Regions from separate parts of the Homo sapiens genome. Here region 2 is linked to region 1. The links are chromatin loops, found by intact Hi-C in ENCODE. Cell type or tissue: heart right ventricle. All regions are shown on one strand. Each heading gives the region's core, and the rest is flanking DNA. Links, peaks and the distances in the headings are about the cores only.

Region 1 (7,989 bases), core at 1,481-6,480:
GATTAGGTTCCTGAGTCCATCCACAGAAACCTAGAAATGTTTATTTTAGATGTACTCATCACAATGCTTTCACTAAGTTATGGATTCAAAAATATTTTGTGGGCTGATCCCATTACATGGGGATGTGGTAACATCCTCATATAATGATATTTTCATGCCGTATTATGTTCCACAGAACTGAGGAAAAAAAAAGAAATTTAGCTGCACCAGATACGTGTTTTCCAAACTGTCACTGATCAGTCTAGCCTCATAGACACATGATACAAGATATCATCTAATTCAGTGTAATATTTGAATGAAAAGCGACACTATTAAGAATTGTAATGAAACAAAAGATATAAACTGAGACTGCCCCCAAATAAACCAGAACCTCTCATCGCCGTATCTACAAGGCAAATATTCACATGTTCTTATGCTGAAAGAGTTAATGTATCACAGAAACTTAATGATTATTTGCTAGTTCCACAACACTATTACTTTACAAATAAAATCTGAGAACTCTAAGATTATACGTTGATTTTTTAAAATCACAAACTACAAAATATTACTGCCTTTTTCCTTCTCTTACTATACGGATTTACAGCTTACATTTGCCTACAGATTCTATATGTTCTAAATGATTTCTCATATTTTAGGCAGGTTAAAAATGATTTGGATGATAATCTCAATTCATGTCTTTTGTACTGTTCACCAAATCTCACGTTATTTTCTTTCTCCGGCGTACAAGGAAAGAGTAGATTTCTTAGCCCCTAAACAGTTAGGTGGCACCATGTGACTAATTCTGGCTCATGAAATGTGACTAATTCTGGCTCACAAAATTTAGCTGCACCAGATACATGTCTTCCAAACTGTCACTGATCAGTCTGGCCACATAAACATATGATACAAGATATCATCCAATTCGGTGTAATATTGGAATGAACATTTAAGTAATGAACACTTAAGTAATGATCCATCTCACTCACTACTTGCTTGAAAGAATCTCAGCTACGGCAAAGACTAAGCTAAGTCAGAAAAATAAAATTAAATTATAAAGCTAAACTTCATATATTTCCTATGGTAGTCAGGAAAATCCAGGCTATACAATGGTAACAAATGAATCTTGAAATTTCAGTAACTTATGTCATAAAAATCTTTCATCTTCACTTAGTACTCAGTGTATTTCACTTCATCCTTCACTTTGGTGCGGCTCCTTTCCAAGCAGAGTCTTAGAAATCCAGGCTGTTTCCATGCTGGAGCTTGGCCATCTCAGGACACAGGCCAGAGTCGGTGAAGTGACTCTGATGCCTTCTGATCAAATTTCATGAGCCAGAATTAGTCACATGCTGCCACCTAACCGTTTAGCGGCTAAGAAATCTACTCTTTCTTTGTATTCAGGAGAAGGAAAATAACATGGAATTTGGTGAACAGAAGCTAATCTTTCAGAAAGACATAGGAGGTTTTCAACCAACAAGCGGGTCTTTCTATACTTTAAACAAAGTGATACAGTATTATTTGTATGACTATAATGGCCACTGCCCTCCAACTCAGCACGATGATGTTTGAAATACCACAAATGAAATAAATGATTTCCAGAGGACAGGCTTAGCACAAATGTTTTCAATAGCCCATTCTGATTAGAAGAATGCATGAAATCGTTCTAAACAAAATGTCTCAAATTATAATATCATCTCTCTTTCTGGTGTTGTACATTGAGATAGGCCAAAATTTCATCACAGCCCTCTCTGAAAGAAACTACATTCTGAGGAATGGGACCAGTGAGTCTGGCTTCTCTTCCTCAGGTTGAACATTTCAGTCACTTAAGTTTTTTTTTCATTATAAATCTGTTCTGAGGGCAAAAAAAAAGAGAAAGGGCTTTAGAATCTACGATTCACCATATTAACTATACTCATTAAAGTGATAGAGGACTAATGTGGGAGAAAATGTATTTAAAATCTAAAAATATGATTACTTAAAAAATTGGGGGTAATAGTTTTGATGGAAAGATAACTATTTCCAATACATTTGGTGGCATGTGAATTATTATACAGAGTGATAATTAAAAGACTCAGTCTACTACTTATGCCTAATAGATTGTGACTAACCATCTCTAAAGTTCTAATTTTGGAATTCTCTCTGATATTTACAATGTGATACAGGCAAGCCACTTAATTTCTTTTCTAGTTTTATACTATCCTTAACAATGAAAATAATACTCTTTTCCACAATGCATTAGAAAAAGATGGTATCTAGTGGATAAAATTGAACCAGTGAGGTAGGAATTTGAGTTTAAAGTTAGCTTTCATCTTTAATTTCTCTTTTCTTTTCTTCTAAGGACTACATAATTGGCAGTTCATACAACTCTAAATACCTGTGTCCCACAGCTCCTTCCTAAGAAAGTTGCCACAGACAATTATTTTCATTAGACAAGTCTTGTGTCTACGACTCTGGCTTGAAGATCAGACTTAGTTCTCAAGGTAAAGATAACTGTGTGTTCAGGTGATCATATCATTGAGCTTTTGAATTGGGATCACTTTGAGAGTAAAATGGGGAGCTAGAGCTATCACTAGTTTCACCTGGAAAACAGGCATAAACTTTGACCTTTTATGTTGGCTATTTGATATGGTTTGTCTGCGTCCCCATCCAAATCTCACCTTGAATTGTGGCTTCCATAATTCCCGAGTGTTGTGGGAGGGACCCGATGGGAGGTAATTGTATCATGGGGGCGAGTCTTTCCTGTGCCATTCTCATGATAGCGAATAAGTCTCACGGGATCTGATGGTTTTATAGAGAGGAGTTCCCTTGCACATGCTCCCTTGCCTGCCACCATGTAGGACGTCCCTTTGCGCTTCCTTCATCTTCTGCCACGATTGTGAGGCCTCCCCAGCCATGTGGAACTATGAGTCTATTAAACCTCTTTCCTTGATAAATTACCCAGTCTCAGGGATGTCTTTTTAGCAGCATGAGACAGACTAATACACTAGTTAAAGAATAAGCTGTCCTCAGTCGGGTCTAACCAACTCAGGGGACTTACTTAGCAAGAGACTGCACTTAAGGGATGATCTGTGTACAACTACAACAAACTGACTCAACCAGTTCTTCTTTCCTGGGGAGTATAAATAAGTGGTATCCAAAAAGAGGAGCAGAGGCAACTTCTGGGAGGCTCATTGTTGGCATGAGGGTACCAGAGCTGTTGGGTTCCAGGAGGACCTGCTGAATCCCAAAGGAAGGTGTTGCTCTGTACCTCCAAGAAATTACTATACCTTTAACCTTAGGGATATGAAGCAGCTTCCTGAGATACCTCATTTCGCTAGTTATCCTTATCACAAATTCCCATCATCTAATATAATTTGAAAGCATCCCCTCTCTGCAAAGTTAAGAGTATACACAATGCAGACTATCATTGGAATTGCATTGCTGTGGAAGGGAGTGGGCGTTATGGGATAGCAAAATGAATGACCAGGTCACTGTAAATTTTGGGTTAAAAATTAGCCTTCCAGTGAAGCTGTAAAATCAAGACTGTATGAATAATAAATTTAGATGCTCATGAAAATGTGTTCACTTGAACATTATGCAATTTTTAAAAATTTCTATAATCAGAGCAAGTAATATTTTTTACCAGACATCATAAAGACTGGACTAACCAATAGTTCGTAATGTCTTGAAAACAGAATACCAAGTGAAAATTCAGAGGTTGAAAAAGAATTTTAAAGTTTAAAATATAAGACAATAAAATTCTTCTAAAATTTGTGTAAGAAGTCCAAATATGTGCTTTTAAATATTAGACTGAAGATTGTCAAGATCAAAGATTTGATCTACTGCCATCTAGTGGAAGTTTAATTTATATTAATTAATGGCTGACCAAAAGAAGCAAAACCAAAACAAAACAACAACAAAAAAAAAACAGTCTAATTTTCAAACTCTAAGCAATGTCAACAATTATCTACTCTAGTGGCTTTATTCTCATGGAGTTACGAGGCTGTAATGAGGGCATCTTAGGCACCACCTAAAGTGCATGAGGAGTAAAAGAATACAGCTCTGAGGTTCCCAACCCTAATCCAAACAGGGTCATTGCACTTTCTAAAAATATTTTGAGATTCCGAGTCGATTTTATTTAAGAAAGAATTCTACTTTAAGAAAAGTTGTTGAAAGTCCTGATCTGGTCTCCTGTCCATCCTGATAAACCAATAAACACCAGTTTTCCAATGTCACACAAATGACTAGTGGCATAGCTAGCAATAGATATGAGATCATCTGATTCCTACTCTCATTGAAATAATTTTGGAGTAACAAATAGACTTCAAGTGCAGCGATCTTTGTTCAATAGCACAAAGAGCTTATTTCCTTTAAAAATAGATTGTTTCCTTGATCGTTATTTAAAATAACTTGACCCTACTACCACCCCTGCACCATTAGAACCCTGAGTGGGAACAGAATCTCAAAATAAATAAATGGAAATGAGATCATGGCTGTAAATGGTAATTATATTATGTCAAAAACACCTTTAGAGTTACTTTAGAGCTCCCTAAAAATAACAATTAAAAAGTAGCTTGTAGAGGATATTTCCTCTCTTCTCCTTTACATTTATGTGGTGTTCAAGGTGGACAAAGTACTTTTGGAAAAAAAAAAACTATAGCTTTTTAACACCGTTTTATATTTTATGAAATATAAAACTATCAATTCTGCTGGAGTGCAAAGAAGTTACACTACTTGTCCCGAGTGAGTTAGAGTCTTTTCTCAGCTCTCCTGACTTCGTGTCCAGCAACAGAATGGATAAGTAAGAGATACAAGAGGAAATAGGTTTATGGGGGGTGGCTATTATTGTTTTCCTCATCTGTTTACTTAGGATGAGTGAAAGTTGGTCATTTTTGAGTTCTGGGAGGGAAGAACTGGTTGAGAGGAAGGTGATGATACAGGAGAAGGATCATCGATGGAAAAATTCCATGAGGATTTAAGAGAGGGTATAACCCAGAGTATATGTGGAGGGAAGAGATACTACTTCCCAGGAGCAAGAAAGGGCATCCACATCTATGACAGCATTGTCACTTTGACATGTCTCTCTTCAGTGTACCACAAAACATTTTTATGAAATGACATTGACATATTCATATTCACTTCTATATATATCCTATATAGCCTCATATAATTTGTGAAGTTGTAATTCAAAAATACCTAGGTTTTTAAATGCCTGTCTTATCAATTCTTTCTTCCTTTATTTTTCATCTAAATGTGCATCCCTTATATCATACCACATAATATTTTCTCTCTTCATGTTTAAAAACAAGATATAAATATTTATATAGTGAAACTTCAATATTATTCAAAAGACATATGTATTTTTAGAATTTGTGCAACTATGGTAATTTATACAGAGTAAAATAACTAAATATTTCAATTTTCTTTCATATAACTCTAAAATTTTTCAAATTTAGAGCAGAGAAAATATTTTTATAATCAAAACTTTAAAAATTCAAATTTTAAAAAATCTTTTTTTTCTGAGTCTATCACAAACTACTCTGTAAATCTGAGCAAGTTGAATACCATTTCTTTACACATTTTCTGGGCACATTTAAAAAATAAAGGAATTAAACAATTGTCTCAAGTCTATGTCAAACTCCAAACAGTTCTGGTTTTATGATATAATTGTTCTCATTTTAAATATGTACTCTTAACAGATAAATTGCTTAAATATGTATTCTTAATATATAAATTGCTTATTTTTTTATGCACATAAGTCATTTAAAATTTTAAAATATTCGTGGGCTTTATAAAAAGCCAAATAACAAGAGAAGGTGCTTCCACAGGAGAGAAATCACTTGAAAAGCTCGAGGATACATTTAAAAACATGAATTTTATATATATAGGCAAAAATGACAATAACCTGTTCTCAGGGAGAAAAGAAAAGTTTCCAAAAACAAATAAGGTAGTACATTTTCCATGTACCTTTGTGTGTTAGCTAGAACATAAGAAGATCTCAAGTTATTAGGATTTCTGAGCTGCTTCTTGACTAAATAAAACATAAAAATCATGGGCAGCTGGCACCATCAACTCCAGGAGGGCCTAAGATGTCAGGTAAGCTACTGAGTGAGAGAAAGAAAAACGTACCCAGTAGGAATTCATGGTATAAAGTTAGCCTACATCATGGAGCAGTCTGAATAAAAACAGGCTGGATTTTAAATGAAACCTTCCTTTTGTCAAAGCAATTTGTATAAGAGAGCAAAATGTCATTGGTATAACTTAATAAATATATATTATTACCCTATAAAGGACCTCAGAACACAAGCTTTATGAGCACAGCGGACTTTGTCTATTTGCTTTACTGCTGTGTCCCTCAGTGCTTATAGCAATGATTGGCACATAGTGCTCAACCAATATTTGTTAAATGAATTGACATGCTGGACTTCTTCCTGCTGTTAGTCTAGACTAGAGTACTAATGAAATCTGATGCTCAAATGAGTGAGTTTAGATCAACAATTACTCATTGCATGTCTAACACATATCAACAAAATTATCTATTACTGTAGTGACCACATTTGCAAAACCTAAACTCATGTTACACAATCTGCAAAGTACAAATACTTTCATGATGACAACAGATTTGCATATCCAAAAATATAATCTTTACCAAAACATTCAGAAATTAACTTTATATTATAGAATGGCCACATAATTTCTAATGAAAAATGGGTCACTACTGAAAATGAAAGAGGGCACCATCAATAATTACCCTGGTACAATAGGCATAAACTAGACATATCCCCGGAGAAATGGGGTATATGGTCTCTCCAACAGCCCCCATACTGAAGCCTATCCCTAGAGAAGAGATATGTTAAAAACCCACTTTCTCAGTCCTAGAAAAATCAATTAACTAACAAAGGGAAAAAATAACTAAAATGAGTTTAATAAAAATTTTTAAAGACTCCTAAACCATCATCCTAGGAAGGTAATAGAAAAGCTTAACTCCACTGCAAAATGAATATCTTGTAAGAGCTGAAAAGCTAAACAGATCTTATTGCACTATAATGACATGCAAGACGATCTCTGTTGATGTTTAATAGGATGTTGGGTAATTGCTGTTAAATAAAAGGAGAAACGGGGATTATTAAAAGGCAATATTACTATAAGATATCCCAAACAGAATGTGTAATTTCTTTGCTTTATGATTTATATACATAGTTCAAACAACAGGTACACCTACAAAATATCATGGCAAAGTTCAGTTGATCGTCATCTTCATTATTAGTACCATGAAAGCATGGATAAAACTTGAAGGGAGTAATAACAAATTGTAATAGATTAGATGAAATTGTAAAAGCATCATAAAATTGGCACATAGGTGTCCAAATATGATGCTATTTATAGTATATTATTTTTCACCTTAATGAGACACCTGAAAATTAGTTGCATCGTTACTATTAATCTAAAAATACTCATGCCTTTGAACATCCCTCTGCCTCAATCACTGGAAACACTTACTGATGCTCTTCTCTACCCAAATACGTCAGTTTCTCTCAGAGGCAGGGAAAGACAGAGATAGAGATGGAGGTGGAGAGAGGGAGCGAGCTCATGAACCTCTTTTTAAAATGAAACCATTTTTAGTTTCAGTCATTCCCAGGATAAGATGAGAAAGAATTCTGATTTAATTAACTTGCATTCACAATCCCCTGAAATCATTTGAACTAATGGGGGTTTTAATGAGAAATATTTTTAAAGAATCTTGTCATTCTCTATTCTATAGAATACATCATACTAGAGTTTGCCTCCTCAGAAGCTTGCATTTTATTTGAAGTCCTGTTGCTCTCATTGACATTGAAACACACACTTGAACAGACTTTGCAAAACTTACAGAAGAGAAAACCTAACAGTACTCCACAGGTCCTCTTATTTAGCCCACACAATTATCTTTCCAGTTAGGCATTACTATCCCCATTTCATAATAAGAAAAGTGAGGCTTGGAGCACTTACAAAGGGTTTTAGGTCAGGTCTTCGGATTAGAATCTATTATTTTCT
Region 2 (7,989 bases), core at 1,868-6,867, 960 kb before region 1:
CTGGAACTGGAAATTGATAGCATCAGGAGGCAGACAAATTTCTAGGCAGACAGGGCAGGTCCCTGGTGAAACCAGACCTTCTAGCCAAAGACAGCTTAAAGCCTAAAAACTGAGCTGCCAGAGTCCACAACTGGAGTGAGAGCTTCCTTAATGCCTTTTAGCCAACTGAATGGTGCTTTTTCCAGGCCATGGACCAATCAACACACACTTCCCCCTTCTGAGCCCATAAAAACCCCAGACTCAGTGACACATTGAGACTACCCACCTTTGGGTAGGGACTATGCACTTCAGGTCCCATCTTGTATCAAGAGCTGTTCTGTTGCTCAAGAAAACCCTCCTCTGCCTTGCTCACTCTCTGGTTGTCCACATAATCTCATTCTCCTTGGACATGAGACAAGAACCCAGGACCCACTGAACAGTGGGTGCAAAAGGTGCTGTAACACTGTAGTTCTCATGCCTTCCACCAATACTGGGTGGCTGCACCACATATATGATGGGAAGCAGTGGTGGGGCTGGGCCAGTCCAGGAGCCATGGGCTGTAGCTGGGTTGCACTGAACGAGCTGAAACACAAATGAACTGAAACGTCCCTCCTGCTCGTGGCACTGTGGGCAGCAGGAAGGAGAGACAGCGGTAATGCCCCTTTTGGACTCAGACCTCAGGACTCCCCAGGCAAGAGCCATAACACCCCTTGGGGTTCTGCAGTTGCTGGCATCTCCTAGTTTTGGGGCACTGCTGCATCCTCCTCATCCAGACGCCAGCATCCAAGGTGAAAGATGGTCACAGCATGCCCAGGCCAGCCGCAGGCTGAGCACAGAACCATGGCAGGTGCAGAATCCCAGCCAGTGGCACAAGCTGAGTGCAGCCAGCCAGGCTGAGTGGGTGGAGCAAGCCCAGCAGTGAGCCAGGAGCCAAGCAAGGCCCAGGCAGGGGCACCACTCTCTGAGAGAGACCCGGAGCAATCTTCAAGGAAATTCAAAAGGGAAACAATTGGTAGATTGGTAAGGTGACAAGGAAAAAGAAAGGATGAAGGGAGAGAGGTAAGGAACAATCTGCATAGCACAGAGAAGACCTGAAGGAAGAGAGAAAAGTTAAGATGTATGGCATAAGTGGGAGAAAAAAGTGATTTAAACTCTTTCACAATCTTGACATCTCTACATCCCAGAAGATTTAGAATAGAAAAGCAACCGTGGGAACTTCTGAGTTAAGCAATTTCTTTCCTGAAAGAATTTACCAATCTTGCAAATCAGAAGATCAGGATTGTTTGAAATCATCATTATTATTATTTTTGGCAATGTGGGATCCTACTACGAGTTGTTTATGTTTTATAAATACTATTTCCAATCTGACAGGTTTTGACTACTTCTATTTAGTCAAAACTACATTGTTAAAACATTGTGAACCTCTATAAGGGATTCGAAATAAAATTATTTGTCATTTCAATGAGGATTTTAGTACTGGTTGTGCATTATTAAATATGCAACGTTAACATCTGAATTTAAACTTCTGAATTAAGACTAATGCTTTGTTTCAAAGCAATGTAATAATGCAACATTCATACTCTCCTGGCTGGAAATTGGTAAAATATTAATACACTTAGTAAATTTTACCTTTGAAAAGCCATTCCTTTTACTATGGCTTAGATATGGTTTGTTTGTTCCTTCCAAATCTCTTTTTGAAATTTGATCCCCAATGGGATACAATTTGGAGGTGGGGCCTAATGGGAGGTGTTTGTATCATACAGCCAGATCCCTTATGAATAGATTAATGTGTTCCCACAGGGCTAAGTGAGTTCTTTCTCTATTAGTTCTCTTGCGAATTGGTTGATAGAAAGAACCAGCACCTCCTTCCTTCTCTTCTTTCCTCCCTTGTCACATGATCTTTACACCCTTCACCTTCCATTATGACTAGAAGCAGCTCGAGGCCCCCACCAGATGCTGTGGCCCAGTACTTAACCTTCCAGCCATCCAGAATTGCGAGCCAAATAAACTTTTCATCTTTATAAATTACCCAGCCTCAAGTATTCCTTTATAGCAACAAAAAATGGAATAAGATGCCTTTCTTTACAGCATTGCTAATTCGATGGGAACAAAAAATTGGGTAAGAAAAAGTTTTAAATACTAAGACAATTTTCATCAAAAGCCACAAAGCACTTTAAAAGTACCCACTGCACTAAGAACACCCATTATACTAATTAGAGATTATTTAAATTTATTTTTCAAATAGTTATGTAAGGGTCTTACTGGGTCCTCTGTTAGCCCAATTGAATTAGTGAATATATAAAAATAGGCAATATTTGCTACCCTTTGAGTAGGTCATTGTGGCAAGTACTGTTAGTTGCTTATCCAATATATACTTTCCTCTTCTTATGTGAACAAATCCTGGATTTTATATGATGCAACAATATCTTCAGGTGTATATTCTCTTTTCCAGCTTCCTTTGCAGCTAGGTTTGACCATGTGACATTTATAGTTCTAATGGTTTGAATGGTTATATGTAACCAATAAAATCAAAGTGAATGTTTCCTAGGGATTCTGGGAAAGCTTTATCTTTCTTGATGAAAGGACAGAGTGTCTAGTACTGCTTTTCACATTTCTTCTACATTATAATATTGATGCAATATCTGAAGTTGTAGCATGAACTGGAGCTTGCAACCATGCAGTAACAAACATGAAGATGAAAGTCAGCACTGTTATAATGGTGGAGTGAGAGAATGGAAAGATATGAGGTCCTGATGGCATCTCAGAACAGTCAAACTAATGCTAGAAAATGCCAATCTTTTGACTTCTCGTTTTTTGAGAAAAAATAATTCTGTTTGGCCGGGTGCAGTGGCTTACAATGTAATCCCAGCATTTTGGGAGGCTGAGGTGGGTGGATCATGAGGTCAGGAGATGGAGACCATCCTGGCTAACACGGTGAAACCCTGTCTCTACTAAAAATACAAAAAATTAGCCGGGTATGGTGGCGGGTGCCTGTAGTCCCAGCTACTTGGGAGGCTGAGGCAGGAGAATGGCGTGAACCCAGGAGGTGGAGCTTGCAGTGAGCCGAGATCTCGCCACTGCACTCCAGCCTGGGCGACAGAGGGAGACTCTTCTCAAGAAAAAACAAAAAAACAAAAAAAAAAAAAGAAAAAGAAAAATTAATTCTGTTTGTTAAAATCACTCTTAGGCATTTTGTCACTTGTAGTCAAAATCCACCCATAAGTGGAAAAATAACGAAAAATGAGGAAAGAAAAGGCAAAACAGTAAAAGAAAAGATAGAAAAGATATGACTGTGAGACAGAAAAGTAGCAGGAGGTTCTCTTGAAAGAAAAATAAAGGGTAAATTTAAAAAGAAATTTAATAGTCAACTTGAAAATGAATACAATTTTTATTCTTAACCATCTGCATTCATCTGTGTGCCATAATTTATTCAAATGTTTTTAAATGCCTGTGAAATAACAGTTAACACTGTTTTATAAAGATGTGGTCATTTAATTTTGGGAAGAAGGTGGTGAAGCTTGGAGGAGTAAACACAATCTGAATTAGTGAATGTGAATTTCCACGGGATAGGTCTGTTCACTCTGTGGACATTCTCTTCTGGGTTTTCTGAGACAAAACACATTTTTTTTCCAACTTGTCAAAGTGGATTGTAAGCATAAAAAGAAAAATAATTAAATTGTATTTATTTGTTGATGGACATTAGTTTTTATGCTTACAACATTTATAATTTTTTTAAATGGCAAGATACATATTCATGTTTGAAAAGGCATGAACATCATCAATCTTGTCAATTTCTTTCAGAAAAAATAAATTTTCTTCTAATACTTTCTTCCCCATACATCCCTCTCCTTCACCACCCAGAGAAACGTACTCTGAAAACTCTTTCACTTGATCATAGCCAAAAAGGCTAAGTAATTGAAAACTCTTGCAATGAATATATATATAATATTAATTTATTGCCAAAACACAGATATTTATCTTTTTAAATGTACTCATCCTCTCACTACTCAGAGGAATTCACTATTAATATTTTACTTACAGTTCTTTCAATTGTGTATCTATTTGACTGTTCTCATCCTCACCAAATTGTATCCTACAGATATGTCATAGGGTTTATTATAACTTTGAATCGTGATTATGTGCTTAGAGAAGTATATTTCCACAGACTAAGTGGCGTTTTTTTGGGAAACATTGTATTGAAGAGCCCATCACACCCCAGCAAATAAGTAGAAGGGAGAGGGAGATATATAGGGATGAATGTTAAATGCAGAAGCCATGAATAATTGAAAGTTGCTGATAGTAAACAAGGTTAGAAGTCACTAATCTAGAATAGGGCTTGCAAACTGATAGCTTTTTGGCCACATCTGGCCTGCAGATGTTTTTAGTTTGGTTCACAGAACGTTATATTTAAAAATGGAGTTAGGGGCCAACATTGATAAATGGATAGATTTCAATACAAAACCTGAACTGACATTTTGGAGAATCCAGAAGAATTGGCAAATCAAGGACCACAGTCCTACTTGGAAAATATTGGCTGGAGCCAGCAGTGGATACTCAGTGACATGGGTTATGTGTTCTCTGGTCTCTTCACTGCTTCACATCCAATCTGGGTTTGAATTTACAAACACTAGAGGGCAGTCTAAATGGTGATTTCTTCATAATTTATTAATGATTGTTTTTTGAAAGCATACCTCTCACTGAACCCACAACTACATAGGACAGAGCAGGGATCACAGTTTTTCTTCTTTTTGATCTTCTTGACTTGTTGACTTATATTACAGATTCTCTTAATTACTTGATGATTGGCTATAATCTTTGATAGATAGAAAATTTTAGTTTAAAATATTTTAGCATAGAATGTGGTAAATTGAAAATGTATTTTAAAATATCATATTTCCTAAAGAATAACGTAACAGCAGTAGTAAGTTACAGCTTCCATCAAGTTTTCATATGCATTAATTGAACCACTGAGAGGCCATTGGTTTGATTTCAGAAATGAAAAATGAAACGATTTTCATTTAAACAAAAACTCCAGTGTTTTATATTCAACCTGCCAGAAGAACAGGTCTTTCTTTCACACTAGTCCTATATGGATGGTAGGGGTAAAGAGGAAGACAGAAGTGCTATTAAATTCGTAATTTGTAAGCAATATAGCAGTGGTGACCTTTGTATCAAATGCTACATCTAGTTCTTTTGAGATGAAGATCATATTCCTGAGTAAATAAAACTATTCATCAGAATGAACTATAGAGTTTAAGTACTGCTTTATAACATCCAAACAAAGGAGGAATACAGGATATAAGACAAAGAATGCCCTATGGAGCCTTAGAAATTAAAAAACAATCTCATAGGAATAACGGTTTTTAAAATCCACATATGGATAATGATTTGGAATAGTTGGAAACTTTCTCATGTCTTATGGCCCTCTCGGTACCTTCTAAAGTTTCATGCCCTCATAGTGGAGAAAGAGAGAACTAAGGGCAAAAGGGATTTCCTTTGCATTCAAATCACCCATTTTAAATGCATACAATATGTTTTCCATTTCCCATTTTGTGAAATCTGCTTTTTTCAGCTGTCTTTTTCTTTTAAGGAGAAAACTAAAGGGGCTCTCTTTGGGACCACTGACCTTGACTTATCAGTTATCTAGGTTTCTGCTGAGTACCATTTGTTTCTCACTCATACCAGATAAAGCATTAGAGTTTAATGGGGACAGGAAGATACGGGTTGAGGGGGGGCAGGAGATAAGAGAGCTCGCAAGAGCCATTTTTAGGTGGTAGAATGGAGCTGGATGTTATGTCTTCTTGGGACAACATGTCACTCAGAAATGACACGTTGCTTCCTTCTTACGTGCTAACAGAGGTTTGAATCTAAAGGCCAGGCCTTCAGGAATTCGTTGATTTATCCAAGGCACTTTGCCAAATGTAATGGCTTTCACCCAATCAACCTTAGCAGGTCTGTATTCCTCAAGCACAAGTTATTGTAAAGAAGCAAAACAGACAATGCAGCCTAACAGTCAAGGATTTTAAACAAAATACCTAAAAATATTTGTTAAAATATAGTGGGGAATTTATTATTTTCAAATTAGTTTTATATAGATATATATCTTAGAGGAAAATATCATAAGCAAGATTTCAAGAAATACACTTTGTAGGTATGGATTGATTTCTTTATGCTTTTTCCAGCATTTTAAGTTAATATTAATTTCCTCTCCACAAAGTTTATTTCCAAAGCTAAATGATTACAGTTTTAAGTCACCCTCAACTTTTGTTGTTTAGAAGACTTTAGCTTCATACAATCAGGCATCTTCACCAACATATGGACAACCGAAAGCAAGCTGAGTACTTTTTCAAGCAAAAACATAACGAGGAAAGAGGTCACAATTAGTCTCTCAGCCCACACCATTTTAATAAGCCAGCTACACCGTTTGGATATTTAAGCGATACATTTGTTATTCAGTTAGCTTTATGAGACAGACAAGACTTTAACTTCTTCATCAGTAAACCCTAGCTATGTCTATCCTCCTGCCCTGTGGTAAGATTCCAAACGTCAACAATAATTGTTTCTTAAAAAAATCAGGACAAAATCAGGACATAAAATCATCAGATGAGATCATAGATGTAGTCTCTCATTCCAGCTTCACTGATAGTTATGAGATACCAGTTGGAATAGAGGAGAGGTTGAGGAGTGGGGAACAGGAGAGAGAGAGAGAGAGAGAGAGAGAGATTTACTGGAAGGGAATTGATAATCAAGTCCACCACTAGGGTTTGAAGTCCTCCAGGTAAATATTTTTGGGAGGCACCTGTCTAGATAATGATTTGGAATGGTTGACAACTTTCTTATGTCTTATGGCCCTCTCTGTGGAGGGCCATAAGTTTCATGCCCTCATAGTGGAGAAAGAGAGAACTAAGGGCAATTTGATTACAAATTTATTAAAAAATGTATGGTTCCACATGAAGAATAGTGATTTGTTAATGATGATTTAAAATAGAAGTAGGGAAGGGTACTTATTTTTTAAAAATATTGTTCCTTCAGTGCACATGAAGTTTTGTTACAGGGTTGAGGCACTAACTCTTTAGCTTCAGGTCTAGGATCCATCTCTTCCTGTTCTTCATTGTCAAATGCATCATTCTTGAATAACCTCATTTCTTCCTCCATGAGGAAAAGAAAGCAATGCTGATGTAGAGAGGACAGAGATCAGTCTGTTCTGAAGAACTTAAAGACTTAATTAACCTGACCTCAAATACATACCGTTATTGTCATGAATTAATCAAAAAGAAATTTTAAGCACTGTTGAAAGAGATTAACATTGACCAAGGTTTATGTCCGTTCATCAGCCCTTTAACATTAGAGCTTTATTATCAAGACTACTTTTCTTAAGTCCATGCAAACCAGGCCCCTTCCCTGGTCTGAGATTAACAAAGTTTTATGCCTTTGTGTGTCATTTTCACATTTTCTAAGCCCTTCTCCCATATCTGAGAATTCAGTGCATTTTATGTGAAGCATCTGAGTCTGAACTGAGCCCCAGTTCTCTTCCGGGGGGACACTTTTCAATATTCTACTCAGTGGGTGAGGTTGACCAGATGTCACAAGGAGCTCTGAGCTCTGTTCCTATGGAGTTGTCCCTGATCCCCATTCCAGGTCCTAGTTCCAGGAGCCCAGACTGGCAAGAAGATCATGCTCACTGGCCAGAGTGATGGGTTTTTTGTTGGTGGTGGTGGTGGTCTATTTGTTTGCATGGTTGCATAAGACTGGACAGCTGTGTTAGTGTTTACACACTGAATTTGAGTGACCCTCATGCACATTGTGGACTGCAGGAAGACTTTAAGGCTGTGGGCCGCCCATGCTCATTACCACCCCTTAGGCTTAAGCAACAGTGTGGGCTAACACAATGGCTCACGAACATATCTGTTCCGACAATAGTGCGGTCTCCAGTCTCTCGCACTCATACACAGAGGTAACAAGCAGGCATCATTTACTCTGTGCAGACCGACCACTGACATTCACAGCGGT

The links. Peaks named below come from ENCODE experiments on the same cell type or tissue, not always from the same donor. Only the 100,000 strongest peaks of a DNase experiment are listed, where the experiment ranks them.
Region 2: it touches region 1 in a loop (3-fold over the local background); 8 of 110 quality-filtered maps call a loop at or near these places.

Annotation. Positions count from the first base shown.
Region 1 is chr21:16,078,443-16,086,431 of GRCh38, reverse strand. All of the region lies in intron 2 of MIR99AHG (mir-99a-let-7c cluster host gene), which reads right to left. Among named protein-coding and RNA genes, the nearest start is that of MIR99AHG, 12 kb to the right of the region's middle. In heart right ventricle, for the core only: a CTCF peak has its summit at 3,792 (motif pointing left); no DNase peak of the experiment used is centred there; H3K4me3 peaks cover 538 bases; H3K27ac peaks cover 789 bases.
Region 2 is chr21:17,042,048-17,050,036 of GRCh38, reverse strand. No RefSeq gene overlaps it. Among named protein-coding and RNA genes, the nearest start is that of LINC01549, 390 kb to the left of the region's middle. In heart right ventricle, for the core only: a CTCF peak has its summit at 4,600 (motif pointing right); no DNase peak of the experiment used is centred there.